2 separate regions of the Mus musculus genome follow, and region 1 is linked to region 2. The links are chromatin loops, found by intact Hi-C in ENCODE. Cell type or tissue: left cerebral cortex. All regions are shown on one strand.

Region 1 (8,000 bases), 72 kb after region 2:
AGTCATCACGTCCTCATGTATACCACAATGCCTTACCCACTGAGCCAACTCTGGAGCCCTCATTTCTGGTCTTGTCATTTTTGTTTGTTACTGCTACATCCCAGAGCTTCTTCTGACTGCCTTTACTGATTATTTAACTATATATTTTCAGAACAATCTATCCATGTGACCAGTAACTTCTTTCCTCTTAGCTTTGTTAAGACTCTTTTAGTGGGCCCCTTTCTACTCCCTCTCTCCCAAGTTAAGTAATCTACCGAGGTCTCAGTTTGCTCTGTCTCTCTCTCTCTCTCACTGTTGTCCATCTCTTATCTTATTTAATTAAGAGGCTGCTGACCTCTCTGCTGAACTCCTGTGCTCCTCTGTGCAGATGTACTTCCACCCCCTCATGTTCTGTTTGTTGAGTCTAAGTCCATCATCAAGTACAAAACGGAGTTTCCTCCCGTATTTTTTAGTTAGTTTTTGGGGTGGGGGTGGGGGACTTCCAGTTAGTCAACTTGAAACACATTTGTCAATGTTTCCTTCTCCTTTGTCCCTGATCTTGCTCAATCATTCATTATCTCTTCATGACTTACTGCTAATTTATCTCCCACAATCATGGATTTCCTTCCTGAATTAATGTAGAATCACCGTCCTCTCAGTCTTGATCCTGTCTTCATTCAAGACTGTTTCTATATACTCCTAGGGACATATCTCAAGCATGATTTCATTTTTTTCACCATATTCTTTGACAATCTGGCACAGATCTGTAGTGTGTGCTAGTGATGTTTGTCCACGACGCTCTCACACACCCCTGCTCCTCCTGAGCCCCTTTCACAACAATTCTCCCTTGTATTTTCACATCTCCTTTCTACAGAGCTCCTCAAGGCAGCTTTGTTACTTGTTTTGTTGGTTGGTTTTGAGACAGGGTCTCAGTATGTTGCCTGGAAGTCAAGATCCATTTTCATCTTCTTTCTTCTGCTTTGAGAATATATCATACCCAGCTTTTAAATCTAAAATTTAAAAAGATTCTTTAATGAGTTTAATTTTTGAAGTTTCCCCAATGTCTACCATATAAATCCAAACTTCTTATCAGGGCTTTAGGTTTAATTTCATTCACTAAGCAAATGTTTACAAAGTTCTTGTTATTTGGCAAATAAAACAGGATAGAAAGATGGGAAATTTAGAGGAACTGGGAAGGGGAAAGCAATTCTTTTGTTCTTATTTAACTTTTTACTGATTCTTTGTGAACTTCACATCATGCACCCTGATCCCACTCATCTACCCATCCCTTCATATCCACCCTATGCTCTTGCCACCAGCCCCCCAAAAGAACAAAAAAATGTGGAAGGTGTAGTGTGTGACATTGTGTCCCACAGTATACCCTTTTGTCCACATTTCTTACTTGCAAATATTCATTGAAATGAGTCATTGGTCTGCTTCAAGACCTCTGGCTCCTCAATACTAGATCCTTGCTGGGACACCCCTTGGATATCCTGTCTTTGCCCTGTGTCATGGAGATCATGAAGTATAACAAGTTTAAGCTTATTCCTGACTAGCTTATAAATAAGTGAGACTCAGACTATGGTTATTTTATTTGGCTTTGACAATTACTGGGGGCAACCCCTAGTCTACATTCCGAACTGCTGGCCTGGCCACCTCCCATCGGTGTACCCCTGATATTTGTTGTTTCTCCTGGCCATGTGCTCATGATTCTTTTTCTCTCATGGCGGTTTCCTCCCACTTTTCGTTTTTCTTCCTTCTTCCTGCCCCCCACCTCCCTCTGACCAGGTCACTGCAAACCTACCTACCTCTAATCTCTCCAGTAATTGGCGGTAGCCAATTTTATTTAACCAATAGTTTTAAATCAAGGAACAAGGTTTGCACAACAAAAGCTTGTAAACAGAAGTCACTCATAGGAATAGAGGTTAACATTACAGTTCTTAGCAATAGACCATCTGTAGGACTGGGCCCCTTTTCATGCTCCTGCAGTTCAAAGCCTTGATTTTGAGCCTGGATGATAGCTGAGTGGATCAACCATCAGCTATCCTGCATCCGCACCACCAGTGTGAGCTCTCAGGCACTGCCCCAGATGGTTCACCCAGTGCCTCAGCTGGCAAGGGGCAGAGCCAGCTTTCCTACTCTGATGCCCTCAGGGCCGGCTCACCCACACTGCCACACTCCCAGGTGAGTTGCAGGGCATGCTTTCCTAAGTACTGTAGTAGGTGAGGGGCTGGGCCTGCTTTTGGAGGCAGCTCTCTTGCCAGTTATACATGAGGGATGGGGGTGGACATCCATCTATTCCTCACCTAGACCACTGTGTGCCAGACAAGTGGCAGGGTCCGCTCTCCCACTCTCATGCCTTTGGAGTCAGTTCACACACACACCCCTACCCCCCCACCCCTCCCAGCATCAACTGTACTGTGCTGACCAGGCAACACTCTCACTCTCCCGTGTGCCGCAGCTGCTAAGGGGCGGGGTCCACACACTTGCTCTCTTGACCCTGGGACCAGCTTTCTTCCGGCCGCATATGGTGAGGGGCAAGAGTCAGCTCTCTCTCACCCAAACCACTGAATGGCAGAGAAGTGGCAGGGCCAGTTCTCTCATGCTCGTTCCTTTGAATCAGCTTATCCTGAAACCAGGGCCAGCGCTACTTACTGTGTTTCCTAGGTAAGGTGTGGGGCCTACTCTCCCCGGTACTGCAACTCGCAAAGGCTGGGGCCAGCTTTGTACAGCCTCCAGACTTCAACATGGTCCTAGGTTGAAGTCTAGACCAGGACAAGTGCCAGCAGTGATAGACTCCCACTGCTGTAGGGCCAGAGACCCAGACATGCCCTTCGGTGGCAGCAAAGTCCACAACCTCACTATGGCTTTAGGCAGCATAGCTTGCTACTCATGACAGGCTGTTCCTTACTACCCTTGAGTTTCCAGTCTGCCTCTCTTCATTGTGCCCACATCTTTCTGCTTCTCTTTCTCTTCCATCTCTCCACCACTTGTTTGTTCATCTAAGCGGTGCCTGGTGCCTCTGGGTGTCTGGGAGTCTGTAGGTGTATCTCACCGAATATCACAGCATTCTAAAGCAGCAATTCAACCAGCAACTACTTATCACACCATCATGTGTGGATCAGGCATCCAGGCAGGATACTAGGGCAGATACCAAGTGAAAGACCTTGTTAGTGTCAGTGATGCATTTAAGAGTAGCAGTCAGGAAAGCAGCTAGAGACCGCAGGCCTCTGGAATCTAGCATGCTTCTATATTTAACTCTCTTAACATAACATGTGGGTCCCATAGCTCTTACATGTGAAAAATGAGCCCGTGGGCTAATTCCCACAAACTCAGATGGCTGGTAGGAAATTTGTTTTTAGGATGCATTTTTAGAAGTTCTTGTTAATCTGGTTTATTATCTGCTATTCTGGTGGTTTGTAAGTTATTTTTTGCCTGTTTAGGCAAATGTTTTATTTATTTATTTTAGAATCTGATGAGTGCTGTGTTTCATCTCCTAAGAAAGATGGTTTTGTGCCAGAGTGTTAAATATAACTTACAGCGCAAAGCATCCATGGGCAAAGGCCTCCTATGAAGGCATCTGTGGACCCTAGGTGAGGACCAGGTTGTATTAGTAATGGTCTCACAGGTTCTCTCCCACTGTAATTCTGCCCTGAATCTTGATCGACACCTCTCACTAATTTTTACCAAGCGATATGAATGAAGTAGTGAAGACTTAGGTAGGTCAGAATTTTACTTGCTTTGCAAATGACATGAGAATTTTTCTTTCTCCAAATTAGGCAACAATTGAATGGATTTTTCTCTTTAATTTTTACTAAAATATTTTTGTAAATTTTTTTGACATTTCAAACCTGTTTATAATATGTTTTGATCATATTCACCACCCATTCCCTACCCAAACCCTTTCTAGATCTACTCTCAATCCCAACTTCAGGTCATTTTTTTTCTTTTTTTAACTACCCAGAGAGTTCAATTTGTACTGTGCATATTTGCACCAGTGTGGGGCTATCCACTAGAGCCTAGCCCACCTATGAGAGCCTATTTCCTTAAAGAAAACCTATTGTTCCTCCCCTAGTAGCCACCAATTTTCAATCACCTCCAGCTAAAGGATACAGCCTTTCCCTTAAGGACTATTTATAGCTTTTGTGTTCTTTACAATGTAAGGCAACAGTAGCAGCTCTCTTGAAGTTTAACATATTAGCAATGCTTCCTATCACATTCTTAACTCTAGGTAATCCACAGAACAATAAATCAATCTTTGATTTATAGTGCCTGCTGATATCTTTAGTGTAAATATTCCTACCAGCATAATTGGAAAGTACCAACATGATGTCATTGATTAGACACGGAGTTGCCAAGAGATGTGGCAAGTCATGCTTTTATGAAGTGTTTATAGACACGGCCTTGAGGCCATTGATAATCACGAGACCTAATAGGCAAGAATTGAGACTTTTGTGTATTTTATTACTTTTATTTAAAACATGATTTGTTTAATTTTATATTCATATGGTTTCTTTCTTTCTTTCTTTCTTTCTTTCTTTCTTTCTTTCTTTCTTTCTTTCTTTCTTTCTTTCTTTCTTTCTTTCTTTCTTTCAGTTTTTCGAGATAAGGTAGCTCTGGCTGTCCTGGAACTCATTCTGTAGACCAAACTGGCTTCATACTCAAGAGCTCCACCTGCCTTTGGCTCTGGAGTGCTGGCATTAAAGGGACGTGCCACCATGTTCAGCTTCTATGATTTACTTTTTTCTTAAGATCTCTATTTTTTATTTTATGTGCATGATTATTTCGTCTGCATCTGTCTGTGCGCCATATGCATACCTGGTATCCACATCAGATCCCTGGAACCCGAGTCACAGATGATTATGAGATGCATGCGTGTGCTGGGAACCTAGCCTAGGTCCTCTGCAAGAGTACCCAGTGCTCTTAACCACAGAGCCATAGCTCCAGCCCTAGGTTTAAGTTTTAATTAACAACTGACAGAAGACATTGGATAACAACAACCCCTTTTGAACCAGGTATACATACACTGGCTCCAGAACACACTGATAAGGAGTACTTATCTGTTTAATATTGTCTCATTACCCATAATGCTTTTGAGAGGCTGGGTTTTCCCAGGTCCCAGAAGCCTAGTCAGTTCTCCAAAAGGAAAGACAGGTGATCTTCCGAACAAATCGATTCTGTCCTCACTTCCCTTAGGTAGTCATGTTTCCTGTTAAAAGGTAACCAAGAATGTTTGCTCTTCCCACATATATGCATATAATATATATGTATATACACATATACCATATATATGTATATTTGGCATTTCTCTATGTATATCATTATACATTATATACATGTATTATACAATTGCATTATACATGATACAAAATACAAATTTATACACATTATACAAATTTCAACAATTTTTATTCAGGAAAGGAGAGAGAAATAATGGATGTTTGCAAAATGGAAAGTAATTTGTTTTTAATAAAATAGTTCATTTTCTTTTTTAGTTTTTAGATAGACTAAAAGTCCTTAAATGGCCTGCAAAACCTGCCTTTAGGCTGTGCTCTCCTACAACATCAGAATCATATCCTCCAGGGACCATACTTAAAGAAAAAGTGGGCTTTCAATTGTAATTAGATGTCTTCTGACATAAAGATTCTCCTGGATTAACCAGGGTGCATATGATCATATTTTTTTGTTTTGTTTTGTTTTGTTTTGTTTTTTTGGTAAGGAAAGGAAAGGGGTGGGGGAGAGACAGACAGAGAGAAACAGAGATAGAGAGTGACAGAGAGACAGAAACAGAGAGCAGAGGGAGAGGGAGAGGGAGAGGGAGAGGGAGAGGGAGAGGGAGAGGGAGAGGGGGAGGGGGAGGGAGAGGGAGAGGGAGAGGGAGAGGGAATAGATAATAAGACTAGAGCTGCCACAAGGAGCAAGGCTCTGCAGGCACTTTGATCACAGCCTTTCTGCAGTGGCTTTGTGTTTCTGATCACAGACCTGTAACAGGTTTGTGTTGCTTTAAGCTGGGGAGTGGAGCCATTTGTTAGGGCAGCACTAGAAACAAATACATCTGCTATGAACATTCACTGTAGGTATTGTAGATGCCCATTTCCATTTATCTTAGCTAAATAATTCTGGAGAGCTGAAGTCTGGGCCCTAGAAATGTGCAGGTTTAACTTCAGAACTGGCAAAGCTCTTTTCCAATGTGGCTGAATTTTTTTTTTCGTTCCTACCAGCACTGTGTACAAGAGGCTGCTAGATGCTGTGCATCTTTGCCAGAATTTAATTCATGTTTTTCTTAACTACTTAATATGAAAATGTTTAGCATCTTTTATACACTTATCAGTAATATACTAGCTGTGAAGCATTTAAATATTTTGCTTTTTAAAATTTTTTTTGCATCCACACTGATGTGTTTATAAAAAGATCAAGAGTGATAAGATATGCTCTATAGGGGTGTGGTGAGGTGTGGGGAAAGGGAGTACTTCAGCAGGCCCATGCCAAGGCATCCCTTCCCTCTGAGGGACCAGCAACGTGATGGTATAGTATAGAATAGAGTTTATTCAGGGCATGGGGAAGGGAGTTAAGAGGGTAGTAGAGGCAGAGAAAGAGAGAAAGAGAGAAAGAGAGAAAGAGAGAGGAGAGGAGAGGAGAGGAGAGGAGGGGAGGGGAGGGGAGGGGAGGGGAGGGGAGAGAAAGAGAAAGAGGAAGAGGAAGAGGAAGAGAAAGAGAAAGAGAAAGAGAAAGAGAAGGGGAGAGAAGAGAAGAGAGAAGAGAGAAGAGAGAAGAGAGAAGAGAAAGAGAAAGAGATGAGAAGAGAAGAGAAGAGAAGAGAAGAGAAAAGAAAAGTAGAGGCTGGCCATGGAGAGAGAGAGGGGAAGGTAAAGGGGAGAGAAGGGGAGCAAGAAGGCAAGAGAGAGAGGAAGAGAGAGAAGAGGGAGCAAGCAGCCCCTTTTATAGTGGGCCAGGCCTACCTGGCTGTTGCTGGGTAACTGTGGGGAATGCTAACACACACCACTCCTTCTGTTGTTGAATATCAGTCTGGTTACCAGTCTTCCAAAGTTCCCCACTCTGGATTTTCACAGCAATAGAATCAAATCAGGTACAGCATTTTGTTGCTACTTATGCCACAATTTGCTCTGCCCTTGTGGACATTTGAACTGTTTCACCTTTTCTGAGTTGTGACTAAGGGTGTGGTAAATGTCTGTGTAGATGATTTACCTTCATTTGCCTAGCTTGTATAAGAAGAGGTGGACTGCTGGGCATATGATAAGACCATGTTAAGTTGCTTAGCAACTGTCTGTTTAAAAGTGGCTTGATTCTTTCCTTTCCCATCATAATCCTATGAGGGTTTTGCGAGCCCCTTGTTAATACTTGCTGTTCTCTGTCTCTATGACTGAAGCTACTCTCTTGAGGGTAAAGTACTAGCTCTTTCCCCATGACTAAAGAGTTGCAGCGTCTTTTCAGGAATCTATTGATTATTTGTCTATCTTTTCTCTAGAAATGAGTACCTATAGCCTCTGAATGTTTTAAGTTTGTACTGATGTTATTTATTATTATTGAGTTATACCCTAGTTATGCTCACTATTGCTGTGCTGAACATCATGACCAAAAAACAGGTTGGGCAGGAGAGGATTTATTTCCCTTAGGCGTCTCATCTCAGGCTACAGTTGATTGAGAGAAGCCAAGGCAGAAACAGGGTAGGAACCTGGAGGCAGGACCTGACAGACCATGGAGGTATACTCTTTACTGGCTTGCTTCCCATGAGTTGTTCAGTCCGCAATACCACCAACCAAGGGATGGCTCCACCCACAATTGCCTGGGCACTTCCCCATAAATTATTATGGTGCATTTTCCCAGTTAGGTTTCTTCCTTTCAGATGACAATAGCTTGTGTCAAGTTGACATAAAATTAGCAGGTCCATGTTGGGATCGTTCTTTATACACTCTAGATATAGTTTTCTTAATATTCTATTGTATGAGTTTGGTTTCCACTTTAAAAATAATTGTTGATGCAGAAAAGGTTTTATTTTTCAT
Region 2 (8,000 bases):
AAGTTGTGGCCATAAACCTGTAGATGTGTCTTGGGTTATGGGGTAAATTCTGTTCACTTGGAAAGCTAGTAAAAGAGAAGCTGGCTGGAGACTGAGTCCAAGGCTAGAGGTCAGGTAGAACAGGAGGAACCAGCAAAAAAAGCAGAGACAGAGCAGCTATGGAGAGGGAAGGACCACCTCAATGCCAAGCCAATGAAAATTAGGACAAAAGCGGAGTGGACAATTCTGCTTTGGGTTACTGAGTGAGCAGAGACTGACAGTGTCCGCACTTTGAATTTTTAACAGGGAGGCAATGGCTGCATTGATCAAAAGTGGTTTGCATAGACTGGTGAAGGTGGAAAGCTGGTTGGAGTAAGCTGAAAAGAAAAAGAGGAGATGGAATGGGGGAAGGCATTGAAACAAGAAGCAGATGAGTCCTTTACTGAATTTTGTTGAAAGAGCAAAGAAATGGAGTGGTAGAGATGTGGTTACAAAGGGTTTTTTGGTTGTTTGGAGGCACAGCCCTAGCTAGCTCAGACTGGTCTCAAACTTGTCCTGCCTTAGATTCCTTAGTGCTAAGATTACAAACTAGTGCCATAATTAAAAGCACAGTTCACTCTTCTTCTCCTTGTTTTCCCTCCTCCTCCTCCCCTTTCTCCTTCTCTTCCTTATCCTCCTCCTCTTTTTCTTCCTTATCCTCCTCCTCTTCCTCTTCCTTATCCTCCTCTTCTTCCTCTTCCTTATCCTCCTCTTCCTCCTCTTCCTTATCCTCCTCTTCTTCCTCTTCTTTATCCTCCTCTTCCTTCTCTTCTTCTTCCTTATCCTCCTTCTCTTCCTCTTTCTTATCCTCCTCCTCTTCCTCTTCCTTATCCTCCTCTTCTTCTTCCTTATCCTCCTCTTCCTCCTCTTCCTTATCCTCCTCTTCTTCCTCTTCCTTATCCTCCTTCTCTTCCTCTTTCTTATCCTCCTCTTCTTCCTCTTCCTTATCCTCCTCTTCTTCCTCTTCTTCTTCCTTATCCTCCTTCTCTTCCTCTTTCTTATTCTCCTCTTCTTCCTCTTCCTCCTCCTCTTTCTTATCCTCCCCCTCTTCTTCCTCATCCTCTTCCTGTCCTTTCTCCCCCTTCTTGTCCTCCTCCTGATTTTCCTTCCTCCTTCTCTTCTTCCACCCTCTTTTCCTTGGTGATTTTAGTTTTCTGATACAGGATACAAAGTCTGACTCTTCCTCACAGGCTGGCTTAGAACTCACTGTTGCCCAGGTGTGCTTCAAATTGGCAACCCTCTTGCCTTGGCCTGCCAACCACTGAGATCACAAGTACATGCCACCATGGCCCACAGAGATTTTTTCCAGTTATAAAATATTGTATGCTGTTGATAATAATGATCTGGTAGTAGAGTAAGTTACAATGGAGAGAGAGAGGAGAGAGAGAGAGAGAGAGAGAGAGAGAGAAAGAGAGAGAGAGAGAGAAAGAGAGAGAAAGAGAGAGAAAGAGAGAGAAAGAGAGAGAGAGGGAGAGAGAGAGTAATGATTCTGTGTTGTGGAAGAGAGGGGAGAAATTAAAAATTCAGCATGTAGGTAGAGTGTTGATGGACAGTTGGTAGGAATGTAGACAGGACACCCAAAGTAACAGGCAAAAACAGCACACATATGCCAGGAGTATTAGTAAATTTGATAGGGACAGCTGAGTTACAGTTTTTTTGTCATTGTTTTGCAACACTATTTATGTCATAAAGTCCCAAGAGAATGTTAAGTAGTGGCAAAGAGAAGTCAAATGAAAACCATGCTTTTATGAGCATGGCCAAACTGAAAAACATTGATGACAGCAAGCTTTGGCAAAGTGTGAGCATTGGCCATCACACACAGCAGCTAGGAAATGGTATAGCCACTTTTGGAAATAGCTTGGTCATTTCTTACCTTATGAACAAGGACTCTTACTCTAAAGTTTTAAACAAAGAGAATGGAAAATTTAGATTCACCTAGACATGAATGTCTACAGTACTGTTACTACTGAGCAGGTCAGAAGCAAGACAAACATCTGTCAACAGAAGAGCTGCTGAGTAAACATACACAAAAGGGCGCACTGCTTCATCTTAGCATAAAGGAGAGGACCTTGATACATGCCTCAGCAAGGATTGATCTCAAAGACATGATCCCGGGGGTTAGTGCACATGGGGAGAGGCAAAATCTAGTCTTAAATGGTATGTCCTGTGCCATTCCATTTATATCCTGCCCAGAAGAGAAGGTCACAGTGATGGAGAACAGACTAATTGTTGCTAGAGAAACAGTGGATGGGGTATGTTATGAGGAAGTAGAACTCAGGAGAATTATTGGAATGGTCCATGTCCAGTGTTTAAATTCATAAAATTGACATCAACGAAGCAGTCAGTGTTACTGTATGCTAAGTTTTACATTCTTTCACCAGAACCATGGGGAGGACATGAGGGGCATGTTCCTTACCTTTATTTCCAAGGTGGAGTTGAGAGTGGAGACACCTTCTTTGTAGGGCAGCATACTAGAAGGAGGGTTGAATTTTCTCCTGGCTCCAGCACTTGCAGTCAGTCTCCCAGCTCTCCTTATGATGCACATGAATCGATATCTTTAACAACTCCCCTTCTTGTTTGAAATTCTTAAAAACACCAATGTATAAATTCCATACTCCCTCACCTAATTCTTAGTTATTAGTTGGGGACTGATTATATTTTACCAAATACATTTTTAGTTTATAGGTGATTCTAATAGGCAGTATGTAGTTAGGGTTGAAAACCATTGAGTTAGACGAAGAAAGTGGAGGTCAAATTCAGAAGACTAAGTGGAATTGTCTTAAAGGGTAACAATAGGCCATGGAGGGAACTGGATGAGATAGGGCTGTGCAGGCCAGCTGAGCAGGGGAGGGAAGGGCTAAATCATGCAGAGTTCCTTTTACTTCCCATGAGATCACCCTTGGTGTTATTCAGGCAGACTGTAGTGGTAAAACTGCATGTGGAGAGGGCTGTGCTCTTCACAGGACTCAGCTCTTGGATCTTTCCATGGGTGCCTCTGACAGCTGTGTGACTAGCAAGGCATATGCTGGGAATGCTGTGAGATGCATCTGCACGGGAAACAAGCAAGGAGGGAATACCCCACCATAATCCTGTAAGGAGAGTACAAGTGTGGTTATGAAAAGATCGTATATGTATGGCCACACATGATGGCCTAGGTTTAGATGATAAATATACTCAGAGGTTTAAAGTGCTTACCAGCTGCCTGGTGCATAATAAAAACACAGTAAATATTATGGGAGAAATTTAAAAAGCGTCTGGAAAACGTTTCAACATTTTTTCCTTTCTGTGAGTAATAGTCACTCACGTCTCCAAAGGGTTGTGATAGTTGAGAAAACTGCTTGACTCTCATCAGATCTATTTCCTAGAACTACTGGACCTTGGGGGACATTTATGACTTGGCACATGCTCAAGTAGTTGTTTGTAGCAAAAATATTTCTACCATTGATGGGTCCTGAAGACTAGTGATTCAAAACACATTTCTGGGGCCATGGGTGGCTTAAAACATGTAAAGAAACATTGCACAGTAATCTGACCAGAGTTCCCTATGGAGATAAGAACAAGGGTTCATAAGAGATCATAACCCTCCTTTGTCCTAGCTGGCACCTCACATTGAGGGTTCTTGTTGAGGCCCACAAGACAAGGTCAAGTTCATGTCTCTGTGTTGATTACTTTTTTGTTGCTAAGTCTAGCTACCTGACAGGAAGAACTTAAACAAGGAAAGTTGTGTTTTAGCTCGTGGTTTCAGAGGGATGTGAGTTCTTTATAATGTGAAGCAGGGGGGCGGGGGGAGGAGCTTGTGCCAGTGGCTCATCACACAATTACTGAATAGAAAGATCCTGGGTTGAGTACAACTTTTAAAGACCAATCTTTAGTTACGTTCTTGTTTTTGTTTGTTGAGACATGGTCTTATACTGTCCAGGCTGGTAAACTTCTTATATAGCTGAGCCTTGAACTTCTGATCCTCCTGACTCTTCTCCCTAATGCTGAGATTGCCAGTATATGACACTGGGCTAGGGTTACCAGTGACCTATTTTTGCTGCCAGGATTTACTTTCTAAGTGCTCCATAGCCTTTAAAATAACACCACAAGTTGGGAGCTAAGTACTCAAAAAACATGAGCCCCTTGGAAATACTCCAGATTCAAATCATTAGTTTGTTTTGGAGATAGTCTCACATACATGTTGGGAAATAGTCCTTGCTGTATGTTGGGCTCTGTGCTTTGCTTTCATATCTGTGATCTTACTACCTATGTGGCAGTCTGTAAGGAGAGTCGTGTGAATAATAAAAATCACACAAATAAGAAAATTTAGGCCCTTCCTCCTATTCTTTCATAAGAGTCCCCACATTTCATCTATTGTTTGGTTGTGTGCGTCTGCATCTGTCTGGTGAGCTGGTGGGTGGAGCCTCTTAGAAGACAGCCATGCTAGATTCTTGTCTGCAAGCCTAACAGAGTATATATCATTATTAGTGTCATTAATTAGCCAGGCATGGTGGCGCATGCCTTTAATCCCAGCACTTGGGAGGCAGAGGCAGGCGAATTTCTGAGTTTGAGGCCAGCCTGATCTACAGAATGAGTTCCAGGACAGCCAGGGCTACACAGAGAAACCCTGTCTCGAAAAACCAAAACCAAAACCAAAACCAAAACCAAAACCAAAACCAAAACCAAAACAAACCAACCAACCAACCAAACAAAAATATCGTCAGGAATTGGTTGGTGCTTGTCCATGGGATGTGTCTCAACTTGGGCTGGTGGTTATTGGTTGGCCACTCTGCTAGACTCTGCTCCATCCTCATCCCCACAGTTTTTGTAGGCAGGATAAGTTTTGGATTGAAAGTTTTGTGGGTGAGTTGGTGTCCCTCTCACTCCACTGGGGTTCCTGCCTGGCCACTGGAGGCAGCTTCCCCAGGCTCCATATCCCCAGGGTTCAGTCACAGCTAAGGACACTCACATTGATTCTTGGGCGTCTTCCCTCTCCCAGGTCTTCATTTCGTCCTGGAGATGCCCCCATCTGCCTCCTTTCAGATAGATGCAGAAACCCACAGCCAAAGAGTGGATGGCGCTTGGGGACCCTTATGGAAGAATAGGAGGGAGGAGTGCACCCCCTAAGGTGATAGGAACTCCACAGGATGACCAACTGGGTCAACTAACCTGGACCCTTGGGATTCTCAAAGACTGAACCTCCCCACACGTATGTTGCAGATGTGTAGCTCCGTCTTCATGTGGGTCCAAACAACTCCAGCTGGATCTATCCCAAAAACTGTTGCCTGTATGTGGGATATGTCCTTCTAACTGGGGTGCCTTGTCTGGCTTCTCTAATAGAGGAAGGGCCTAGCCTCACAGAGACTTGAAGTACCAGGGTGGAGAGATACCAGGGGGGCCTCCACCCACCCAGAAGAGAAAGGGAGGGGGGAGGGGGGAAGTATCATGAAAGGGGCTGACTAGGAATGGGGCAGTGATTGGCATGTAAAGTGAATAAAAATAAATAATTAATTAGATAAATCCATTTTAAAAGCAAAAAAGAAAAAAAAAGGAAAAAAAAAAGAAAAGAGAAAAGAAAAGAAAAGCCACAGAAACCATTAGTAGAACTGAAATGTAAACTCCCTACCCCTCCAACAGCCTCTCCACTCTAAGTTCTTCAACCTGAGCACATCATCAGCCTGCTTCCCCCAGGCTCCTTCTGAGTGCTTACTTCCTCTTGGAATGGGACAGAGGTAGATGGGAGCAGCTCTGCTGTCAGCAGTTCAAGTCAGCTGCCTTTCTTGTTTCCCAAGACTCTAGAGTCCCAGGGGTTTTGAGCCCCAAAGTGGTGCCTTAATTTACTTACTTCTTGCCCCTAGACTTATTTGTCTCCAGGCGCCAGGATCTCCAACCAGCTGTTTCTGCAATTCACTCCTTCCTCCAGCTGTCTTCAGGGCAGGAACTGGGGAAATCACTGACCTTTGACTTATAAGGAAACGCTGGAAAAGTAGCCACAGCAAACCCGGGTGACTATCTATCAGATGATAGAGTTTCTGAGACTTCTCAGGCTCTGGGATGGTATATTAAGCAGGCCTAGCTCTTTGGAGGCACTTCTACAAACCCTCTGTCTCATGACAGGAGCACAGCTTTTGCTGAGACTTTCACAGTAAGCTATGTTAATTAAAAACTGAGTGATCTTAAACAATTTATCCACAGAGCCCAAGGGCAGTCCTGCAAATGTGGGAGTCGGGGTGGTCACAAGAACCAGAGTTCTTGCCTCTTTACTTAGTACTCTTACTGATAACTGTATAGAAGGCCATTCTGGAACTATTAACTTCTACCTGGGGGGTTGGGGGGGGAAGCCAAGCAAACTTTTGTAAATAATAGGTGGAGATCCTCAGCTGCTTTGCTGTGAAGTTCCCAGAGGCAAATTTCATATACTGATACACAGAGATAAAAAGTATTTTTCAGAGACAGGATCTCTTTATTTTCTCCCTAATCTTTACTAATTTCTTAAAGTGTATTGGGGCTGCATTAGTACTTTGAAATGTGCTAAGATTGTCAGCCTTACAAATTTAATTTGATCACATTAAAGTCTTTATGAATGGGAAAGCACAATGTAGGTTTAGTTCCAAGGTCCAAATGCTGAATTAAATATTTTACATGCTCTCTTATTTAATTCAATTTTCTCATCTGAACTCACATTGGTAGACTGTGCTCCAACACCTTCTTTTCACAGTCTCCTTAGTAAATCAAACTTAACCTGCCCCAGAGGAGACGCTCTCCCCTCCTTTGTTACCAGACTCCTTCCCAGAGTATCACATGCAATGAATACCATCTCTTAAGTCTCCTACACCTCAGAGTTACCCCAACCCCACCTTCTACATTGTTTTCCATATTGCACATAGAATAACATTCTTTAAAATATTTAAATGTATTTTTATTTATGTGTATATACACATACCTATTTGTTGGCTCCATAAATGCAGGTGCCTGTGGAGGCCAAAAGAGGTGTCAGATCTCCTGGAACAATAGTTTCAGACAGCTGTGAGCCCACTGATAGAGATGTTGGGAACTAAACTAGGGTCTTCTGCAAGAATAGTGTCTTAGTTAGGGTTTAGATACCTGCCATGAAAACCATGACCAAAAAGCAAGTTGGGGAGAAAAAGGGTTTATGTGGTTACACTTCCATCACTGTTCATGATTGAAGGAAGTCAGGACAGCAACTCAAACAGAGCAGGAACCTGAAGGCAGGAGTTGATAAAGACGTCATGGAAGAATGCTGCTTAATGGCTTGCTCCTTGTAGCTTGCTCAGCTTGCTTTCTTATAGAATCCAGGACTACCAGCCCAGGGATGGTCTGGGTCTAGGCCCTCTCCTTGTTAATCTTGGCAGTCAAAAATTATGCCACGGGCTGGTGAGATTGCTCAGTGGGTAAGAGCACCCGACTGCTCTTCCGAAGGTCCGGAGTTCAAATCCCAGCAACCACATGGTGGCTCACAACCATCCGTAATGAGATCTGGCGCCCTCTTCTGGAGTGTCTGAAGACAGCTACAGTGTACTTACATATAATAAATAAATCTTTAAAAAAAAAATTAAATAAAAAAAATTATGCCACTACTACAAATTAAAGCCAAATTTGAAGCAAGTACCGTCCAGATGGATATACTCTGGCTAGCTCTATAGCTGGCTTCCCAGGGAAATGGCCCTGAGTCACTATTTGCCATGGCTTAAAAAGGCAAAATCTGAAATTCACCATATTTCCTATTAGGTCTAATCAGGGGCAAGCATACATTCTGACATATTTCCTGCCTGCATACTCATTGACCACATCCACTGTAATTGGATGAAAGAAAATTGTTTAGGGAAGGGAAAACATGTGGCTATTGTTCAATAACCTCTAGCATCTCTGTAGGTATCTGTCCTTAAGCAAGGGGATTACAGGTCAGAGGCATTTTCATTTCATGGATCTCTTAGGCATAGTAACTAAAATTTAAAATATAACTCTGACTTATCCCCATGAAT

Evidence for each region. Peaks named below come from ENCODE experiments on the same cell type or tissue, not always from the same donor. Only the 100,000 strongest peaks of a DNase experiment are listed, where the experiment ranks them.
Region 1: it touches region 2 in a loop (1.8-fold over the local background); 2 of 42 quality-filtered maps call a loop at or near these places.

What each region holds. Positions count from the first base shown.
Region 1 is chr8:68,919,158-68,927,157 of GRCm38, reverse strand. No RefSeq gene overlaps it. Among named protein-coding and RNA genes, the nearest start is that of Gm32997, 31 kb to the left of the region's middle. In left cerebral cortex, no CTCF peak of the experiment used is centred here; DNase peaks (open chromatin) are centred at 3,058 and 3,213.
Region 2 is chr8:68,991,309-68,999,308 of GRCm38, reverse strand. All of the region lies in intron 2 of Gm33103 (a long non-coding RNA gene), which reads left to right. Gm33052 (a long non-coding RNA gene) reads right to left here and starts at 5,922. Exons shown (of 4, transcript XR_001778572.1): 1 at 5,843-5,922; 2 at 4,967-5,087; 3 at 2,435-3,107. In left cerebral cortex, no CTCF peak of the experiment used is centred here; no DNase peak of the experiment used is centred here.